Linked DNA regions of Mus musculus: region 1 is linked to region 2. A link is a loop called in an ENCODE intact Hi-C map of the cell type or tissue named here. Cell type or tissue: heart. All regions are shown on one strand. Links, peaks and the distances in the headings refer to the core of each region. The heading gives the core; the rest is flanking DNA.

The links. Hi-C counts contacts between places; a loop is a spot of excess contacts. Peaks named below come from ENCODE experiments on the same cell type or tissue, not always from the same donor. Only the 100,000 strongest peaks of a DNase experiment are listed, where the experiment ranks them.
Region 1: it touches region 2 in a loop (3-fold over the local background); 5 of 42 quality-filtered maps call a loop at or near these places.

The regions. Positions count from the first base shown.
Region 1 is chr2:125,244,706-125,249,092 of GRCm38, forward strand. Dut (deoxyuridine triphosphatase) reads left to right here and starts at 2,810. Exons shown (of 6, transcript NM_023595.6): 1 at 2,810-3,191. The coding sequence starts at 3,043. In heart, for the core only: a CTCF peak has its summit at 2,544; a DNase peak (open chromatin) is centred at 2,846; H3K4me3 peaks cover 2,602 bases; H3K27ac peaks cover 2,827 bases.
Region 2 is chr2:125,121,804-125,126,190 of GRCm38, forward strand. Myef2 (myelin basic protein expression factor 2, repressor) reads right to left here and starts at 1,857. Exons shown (of 16, transcript NM_010852.2): 1 at 1,582-1,857. The coding sequence starts at 1,715. Gm46759 (a long non-coding RNA gene) reads left to right here and starts at 1,841. Exons shown (of 2, transcript XR_001783448.2): 1 at 1,841-2,291; 2 at 2,986-4,387. In heart, for the core only: no CTCF peak of the experiment used is centred there; DNase peaks (open chromatin) are centred at 1,448 and 1,838; H3K4me3 peaks cover 2,059 bases; H3K27ac peaks cover 1,997 bases.

The sequences.
Region 1 (4,387 bases), core at 301-4,300, 120 kb after region 2:
TTTTTTTAGTATGACATTATTTATGTCACTAGAGAATGCTAGAGTCATGATGAAATGCATTCCAGGAATGACGTAGAAGTCCTCACTAAGATACCCCCAGGCCTGGTGCTTAGGAATTGTTTAAAGACATATCCTAATTCAAAAGGTGAACTCTATATTCTTTAAAAAGAAATATCATCACACAATCTAGAAACATGCAAGTAAATTCCAGCACAAAAAGCCCAGAATGTTGGGAGTATTGCCCCTCAGGAGTGAGACTTGGAGTGGGTGTGTGCAGAAGTTTAGGGAATACAACATGCCTGATTCTTATATTTGAATAACAATATAGGGAGGAAACGTCTTCAATTAAAATAGAGGAACGAGGGAGCTGGGGAATATAGAATAGTTCATAAAGTACTTGCCTAGAATGCATGAAGCCCTGGGCTCTACCCTCAGGCCCTGACAAAATCAGGCATGGTGGCTCACATCTGTAACCCACCCCTATAGGGGCTGAGGCAGGAGAATGAGAAGTCTAAAGTCATCCTTTTCAAGCCCAGTGTGGGTCTTACATGAGATCCTGTCTGGAAAACAATGAATTGAGAAAGTGAAAACCAAGGGCAGAGAGAGCCCCGCCTCTCTCCCTGAGAAGCTACAGACATAATGGTTGCCCACCCAGCTTCAGGGAGGCAAGTCTAGTTAAATGCTGTGGGTTCAAAAGAGAAAACTCAAACAAGCAAACAAACGTTTTTAACAAAATCTCAATCATTCAATTTTACCAAAGACGACTTGGGAGCCAGATGTTGGAGTGAAAGACTACTAGCTCAGAGGGGCAGTGGAAGCACCCAACTGACCTTCTAAGTCCCCAAAAGGAAGTTCTCCACACCATCTCAAAAACTGTTCAAGCTGAATGTCCCTCCCTTAAATTCCTGTTTGTCTCTCTATCCATCTTCCTGACATCCTCTTACTCTGAACTTTTTTCCCCTGTGTTCACTTCCTGTCAACTTGTTGCTTGCTCTGCCTCTTGACCTCTGGTTGACTTCACTTAATCCTGTTTACAATGAACAGAAAGCTCTTGGATGAAAGGTCTGTGCTAGACCACACCACAACTAGAAACAGGTCTGTCCAGTAAATAACACAATCTGTGGGTTCATAGTGTGATGACATATCCTGCAATAAACAAAACGAAACACCAGGAGAGGTACTATATGGAAAGAAGTGGTTTGGTGTCAGGAAAATGGGGTAAGCAGTTAAGAACTGGAGAATTGTGGTCAAAGCATATACACATTTATATGCAAAACTGAAGAGAATATATGTTTATCTATCTGTTCCCGTGGACATGATTGTTTGTGTGTATAAGGTGCCCTCCAAAGCCAGAGGACATAGTTGGGTCTCCTGGAGCTTGAGTCACAGGCAGTTGTGAATCACCAATGTGGGTGTTGCTAACCAAACTGGGTCTGATACAGGAACACTGAGTGCTCTTAACAGCTGAACCATCTCTCCAGGCCCAACAATAATCTTGTTTTAAAGGATTAAGCACCAATATTAAGATTTCTGAGAAGAAATAATGCACAGGAGCCCTCCTTACTAAACAATGCGATCACCATCTGTCTTAGTGTTCTACTGCTGTGAAGAGACACCATGACCAAGGCAACTCTATAAAGACAGCATTTAACTGGGGGCTTTCTTACCGTTTCAGAGGGTTAGTCCATTATCATGGTGTGGAGCAGGCGGGCATGGTGCTGAAGCAGTAGAAGGGAGAGGGAGAGTGGGGAGGGAGAAGGGGAGGGGGAGAAGAGAAAAGGGAGGGGGGAAGGGAAGAGGGGGGGGCAGGCGCACCTGTGAGGGCTTTTGAAACTCACGGTTAGACTCCAAGAATACAAAGGCTGGATCAATTTCCCTCATGGACTTTGAATCTAACCAACAAGTAGACATTAGGCAAGAAAATACATGCATGTGCAGACTGTAATAAGAAGAAATGTAAATAAAAACATTCTGAGAGTAAAGAGCCTGGCCACCACAGGTCTAACCCTAAACCCACCTAAAGGTGGAAGGAACAAGGAGAAGATAACCTCGCACTGGCAATGACCTGCAAGACACACAGACACATCGTGGGACTGCACAATAACAGATGCTTTAAAAGAGCTTCAAGAAGTGTAGTGTATTGCACACCCATCAGGGGAACCAATCGCCCCAATATGTATAGTCGGTATTTCTATAAAAGTGCCTTGGGCCTTCTATTTATCTTGAAAATCGAAGTGCACCACAACTTGAGTTCCACGTGTTTATGGTATAGTCCAGATAAAACCGGAGACTCCAGAAAGATCTTTAATTATCCTCTCTGGAAAAAAAAAGTTTGACTCCCAACTACCGGCGAGGGGGTGGGGGTGGGGGTGGGGGTGGGGGTGGGGGTGGGGGTTGGCTCCTTGTTGCTTTGGCTGAGGTCAAGGAATTTTAAAATGCCCTGCAGGTCCGGTGGTGGAAGGCAAAAGATCTGTTCAGGTCAGGGCGAGGAAAAGCACGTAGGAGGGCCGCTAGGCGGAGCGCGGGGCGGGGCAGCGGCCTCAGGGCCTGCAGGGCCTCCAGCGCCATGCCTCTCCTAAGCGTGCTGCTGCGCGCCCGCCTGCAGGCCGCTCTGCTCCGCGGGCGTGCGCTCGGGTCGGCGCGGAGCCGGAGCTGCCGAGGAAGCCGAGGAGCTCCGGCCGGGAGCGCGCGCGCTGGTGAGGGGGTGGGGGGCAGGGGCGGGAGCGCGCACGGGGTGGGGAGGATTAGGGCAGTTCGAGAGAGCGCGCTAGTGGGGGAGTTGGAGCGGGAGCGCGCTTGGAGGGAGCCCTGGTCTGAGCAGGTAACGGTGAGCCAGGGCCTGGCCTGCAGCGCGGGGACGAGTCCATTGCGGACCCCGAGGAGGGGAGCCTGGCGAGGTCGGTGCCTCCTCTAGGCCGCGCTCGAGCCCTTTGCGGAAGGCCGCGTCCCCTGTCCTGCGCGGTGGGCTCGTCCAGGCGGGAGATTTTCGGCGGGTAGGCTCTCGCACGCTCATTGCTTTCTGCTTTTTCCACGCCCGCCGCCATGCCCTGCTCGGAAGATGCCGCGGCCGTCTCTGCCTCCAAGAGGGCTCGAGCGGAGGATGGCGCTTCTCTGCGCTTCGTGCGGCTCTCGGAGCACGCCACGGCGCCCACCCGCGGGTCCGCGCGCGCTGCCGGCTACGACCTATTCAGGTGAGAGCCGTGGCCCGACGGCAGGAATGCAAACACCGAGCCCGGGTGCAGTCGTGGCTCCGCAGAGACCTGAGTTCACCTTGAGCAAATTCAGTAGGGGTTTGGGCGAGCGGAAAGTAAAGGGTTATAACATTTCCAAAGCGTTACTGTGCAGCGTGCGCTCCACCCTTTCCAAGTGGAAGGTCCGGATGTGCAAGGCTTATTCTTGACCGAAGTGTGACTGTCTGCAGTGTGCACGTTAAAGTCTAGGAAAAGGATCTATGGAAGCTGTGTACTTCTCTTATCCCGTCCAAGGACTGGGAACTTAAGGAGCTCCATCCAGGGCTAGCTTATGAGGTGGCTCAGTGTAAAGTCACCAAGCCTAATGACCTGAATGTATGCATCTAACATGCCCTGTCTTGGGAGAAATTAGATACTATGGCCATTTTCTACATAAGCGGGTGTTTGCTGTGTATTGGGAATGGCTGATGTTACAGAGTGAAAATTCCGTGTGACTGAACGTACTCTTCTACCACATGCCAGACTTCCAGCGCTGCTCATTGTAAAGTCTGAAGTTTCGTTGGATCAGGAAGGGAGCTGCAGTAATAAGAGACTACAGTAGTATTTGGTAGATGGACTTTCTAAAATCGCTTGTGATCAGAGTCCACCCCCAAGAGCTGCTCTGGGAGACCAGCTCTCTTCGGCCACTGAAGTTCACAGCCATAGCGTGGAAGGCAGGGGGAATGCAGTGCATCTCTGCCTCTCACCTGTGTTTTTTTAACATTTTCTTCGGGAGGTTCATTCTCATCAAGAGAAGCGTTACAAAAGTAAAGTATAGGTTTATATGCGTTCGCAGGCTCGAAGTGTGCCTAGCGGAGTGAGGCCCATTGAGTGTTAGATGTTTGCTCTTTGGTTGGCTTTTCATATTCTTTCTATGAATTAAGTCTGCCTTCCTGCTCCTCATGCTAATTTGCCAGCCTTCACTTTCAGAGACAAAAACCACAGAACACATAGCAGAGACAATGTTGGCATCTCCCTGTTCCCCACTCCCACATTCAGGGTTTTGTCTTCTTGCTCTGCCTAGGTGCTAGGATTAAGGGCCTGAAGCCATCTTTCTAAAGCTAAAAGAAAGTGCCTACTACCTTGTAAGTAAACCTTTTTAGGTGAGTTAGGAATCTGCCATAAGGTTGTTTATAGGATCTGTTTATATGAAGTAA
Region 2 (4,387 bases), core at 309-4,308:
TCATGTATGCTTACTTTCCATATAGATACAATGTGGGTATTTCCAATTCACCATTAACTCCATGAATACAGAATCCAAAGACACAGAGGGTGACTATATTGTTACAGTCACTCCACTTTTTTTTTCTATTTTTAATAGCAAATCTCTGAAAAAGCCCAAGATCTGACAGGCATAAGAGATAGGCTTTCCTTGCTTTCTGATTTCTCGGTGGTTGATGCATGCACACTCTCCATCCATGAGCAAACTGCACTGACTTTCAAGCCCTGCAAATCTGATACCTGCAAAATTCTGTTCTGCTCACACGATGCTTCCTGTTCAAAAGTCACCAGGTGGGTAGGGAGACGAATGTCCATATTTAAGGTATTCCTAGCCAATTCAAAGGTAACACAACAGGCTCTGTCTAATGGAACGCTCTTAAAGTGCCTCTCCACATATATCATATATCATTTCAAAAATGAATATAGGCATCAGGAAAACAGCAAACACTGAACTTCTAAAGCTCAGGATAGGCCCCAGGGAACTGGGGTAATTCCTCTTAAATACGTTGTCAGTGGTTAAGAAAAAATATACAATGATGTCACCCTAAGAGCGAGACTGTCATAGAGAAGCTGAGGAGCACTACCCCATCTAGTTTGCAACCAATTCAATTCAGCCGGTTTCAACAGACTGGTCCAAATCACTGCCTCAAGTATTTCCACACAAAAGCCAGAAAGACATTTTCCCTTTTCTGACTTCATGTCAGAAAGCATGTGTTCACTGCTTTCTACCGTGGCAGGATGGAGAGGTGGAGGGTGTTTTAACAAATTACTGGCATTATTTTCAACTTCAGTTTTTACAGAATAAGCCATAGGAAAATAAATGTTTGCCTTCACATAGCCCCACGTGACAAGGACAGCCGAGCACAATCTGCCCCTATCCTACTGCCTTACAACTTAAGATCTTATGGATTAACGTCGACTAAATTCTCTACAGACACAGATGACAGATCCAACCTTCAGCCCTCGGGTTTTCTTCTACAAAAAAAGCACTGCATTCGGTGGAGGGGGGGTGTCATTTTGTGGCCTAGCGCCTGCCTGGAGACTGCACGAGGCCCTGGGTTGCGTTCCCAGTTTTGCCAAATTCAGATTTATATTTCAGTAATTTAATTATATCGTAAGTGAATTATAGTAAAATGAAGGCCACTACACACTGAGTTTGTGTTTTTAAAAAAATGAATAAATAAACCAGCCTGCACGGCCCACAACCATCACCGGGTGGGTGGAGGAGACCAAGTCCTCCTTTTTCGAAAGCCAATCAAGAGGAACACAATGGGTTCGGTGAGCTCTAACACTTTGGAAGCCACCACCGCACACGCGGCCCTCACCGGGGCTCGGAACCGGGCCGGGAGGGGAAAGGACCGATGATGTCATCCCTGGGTCCTCCCCGAGGATGAGGCTAGCCTCGGGCCTTTTAAAGGGGACCGTTTTTCCGCGCGCCCGAGGCCGGGGCCGCCAGCACCGCACCTGCTCCCGCCCCGGGGCCGCCCGCGCCTCCCGCCCTGCCCGGCCGCCCTCCCGCCCGGCCGCCCGGGGGAGACAATACATTTTAACGCCGTTGGCGCTGCTGCGCGGCGGTTTCTCGGGCTCGCCGGGGTGCGTGTCTCGCCGCGGCTCAGCCGGTTGCTGCTGCGAGCCGTCGTCACCCGCGGCCGCCTCGGACTTGTCGGCATCGGCCATCCCGCCGCGGGCTCCGCCTCGGCCGCGATGAGGGCTCCGAGCGCTACAATGGCGGCGGCCGGAGAAGCGGTAACGGATCGCGATTTGAAAAGGCCCCGAGCGCTCGGCGGCCGGGATCTCGCGAGAGCGGACGAGGCCCCGCGACTTGGGGAGTGAGTGGGGGCGGGGCTCCGGCGCGGCCACCTGCGGAGGGAGCGCGGGCTGCCTGGGGGGGCAGAGATGGGGGTCCTCGGGGACGGGGCCTTTGGATGAGAGGACTATGGCAGCTCCATCTCTGCGGGTGGATGCTCTACGAACCCGCCAGCGAGCACCGGTAGCTGAGGACAAGTTGACCACTTTCTTTGAGGGCTGAAGATTTTTGTAGACCTTAGCAATCAGCTAAGAGGTCGAAGTTTTTACATTCTCGGGGCAGCTATCGATTTGGACAGTCCATCATTTTCTTAAGAAAACCTGTACAAGGGGGCTGGAGGAGTTCAGCAGTTAGGATGACTTGCTGCTCTTGCCAAGGACCTGGGTTCGGTTCCCAGCACCCACATACAGGAGCTCCAACGACCTCTTCTGACTCCATAGGCGCTGGTATGTCTGTGGTGCACAGATATACATGCAGGCAAACCACACGCACACATGGAAAAAACAAATTGTTTTAAAAGAAGTCTTATACAAGACTAGCTACAAATGCATATTTTGGTTTGGATTATAGATTTTACCCCTAAATACTAAAGATTCATAAACCTGAGTGTCATGATTACACTTCACACTAAAATGGCCTTTTTCAGTTGAAAAAAAAAGCTAAGACCTCCTCAAATGTTTCCTTCTTTAAAAAAAAAGTGAACAGCATAAGGCAGACACAGTTTATTAGAGATGAGAGTCATCTACAAAATTCTGAGTTTGGCGTTCTACCCACATAGTGTCCTAAACACAACAGATACTTTTGTGTTTCTGTACTGTCACCCCTGGGGCCTAATGGTTGCAGTTAGCAGACAGGTGCTGGAATCTGGCAGAGAAAATTAGGCTTTCTCCTCGGCTGAGGCATTTCAGTTCTCCACTTCTCTTCAGGTAAAGACAGCAGTTCCTTCCCTGCAAGGTAGAGATTTAAAGAAAACACTTCATCTAGGGCCAAGTGCTACAGTATCGCAGTCTATCTCTTAAGGCTCCCATGGGGTTTCAATCAAGGAGAAACCAGATTAACCCACCCCACCCCACCTCAACCCTAGATTTCAAAGTATTCACTATTCCATGTATTCTTTTGTTACCATTGAATTTCTCCAAGGAACTCCATCTGACAGTCCTGGACTAGTAGATTCCTGCAAAAACCTTTTTCACATTTCAACACTTTTCAAGAGTTCATCGTGACCAAACCATAATAGAAGGTTCGGAAGGGACACTAGAGCTCTGCTGGAGGAGGACTTTGGGAAACAGCACTATTCAAGAGCTGTAATCGAGCTAAAAGCACAATTTAATTAAACACACACATGAGACTTACCCATACTCCAGAGTATGCCAATTTAAATATCCCATTAAAAGAGCTATTCTTAATGACTGAGCTTTGGGGGGCAGTGTCTTGGAATTTCCAACCCCAATAAGCCTATCTTAAAAAAAAAAAAAAAAACCACGTAATCCAGTTATTATAAGTATAAGATATAAGCCTAGATTGGGCAGATCTAACACTATACTAACATTCCCCAGCTATAAGACCCCTTGCTACTTGTGGTTTCTCCTGGCCACGTGGTTCTGCTCCAACATGGCTATTGTCCTCACTGTCTTCCTTCCTCCTCTCGTCCTCCCTCTTCCCTACTTGTGCCCATTCTCAGAGATCTCCCGTTCTTCCTATCCCACCACTGCCCAAAAAACGGGCTCTCGCCTTTATTGACCAGTTAAAATGGGAAGGTTCGCAGGACTTCACCTGCTGCGACTGCTCTAGGGGGCAACCCCTCTGGAGGAAGCAGAATTAACATCAGAATACAAACAGCACCAGGACAACCCACAACCAAGCAGGATTTAAACTGTGAGCCTAAGATAAATGGCTCTCTGCCTACCCTTTAGCCCCAATCTTGTGAATTCATAAAGAGCTAAGGGTTATCATAACTGAGGATCACTGAGGGGCTCCTAGAAGAGATGAACCTTTCCTTCTCCATGCTGTTGACAGCATACTTAAGGGTAGCGAAATCGACAAAGGAGAATTTAATTCCCTCACTGGGAATTTTTTTTTTCCCAGTTTATGTGTGCACATTGAAAAACTCTTAGGTAACAGATGTTGAAGTGGCCCCCACCCTCCCCCATGGTTCCTACTGCAAAATCGTTATCCTCCACAATTACACAAAATATATATTTTAGTGCTTTGAACACGTGGACCCCACTTAGAACCTCGTTGGCAGTGCTGCCTTGGGAGGCTTAGGAGATGTACTTGTTCCTTGTTGGAGGAAGTACGTCACTAGGGGTAGGCTTTGAGAGTTTAAAGATGCATGCCATTCCCAGTTCACTTTGTATGAACACAATCAAGTGTGTCTCTGCTTCCTGTAAGATAAACGCTCTCAGTTTGCTGCTCCAAATGCCAGCTGCCTGCTGCCATGCCTCCCCAGCATGACTGTGCCTATCCCTCTGCAACTGTAAAACCAAAGAAACTCTTCTGTCAGTTGCCTTGGTCATGGTGATTTATCACAGCAATAGAAAAT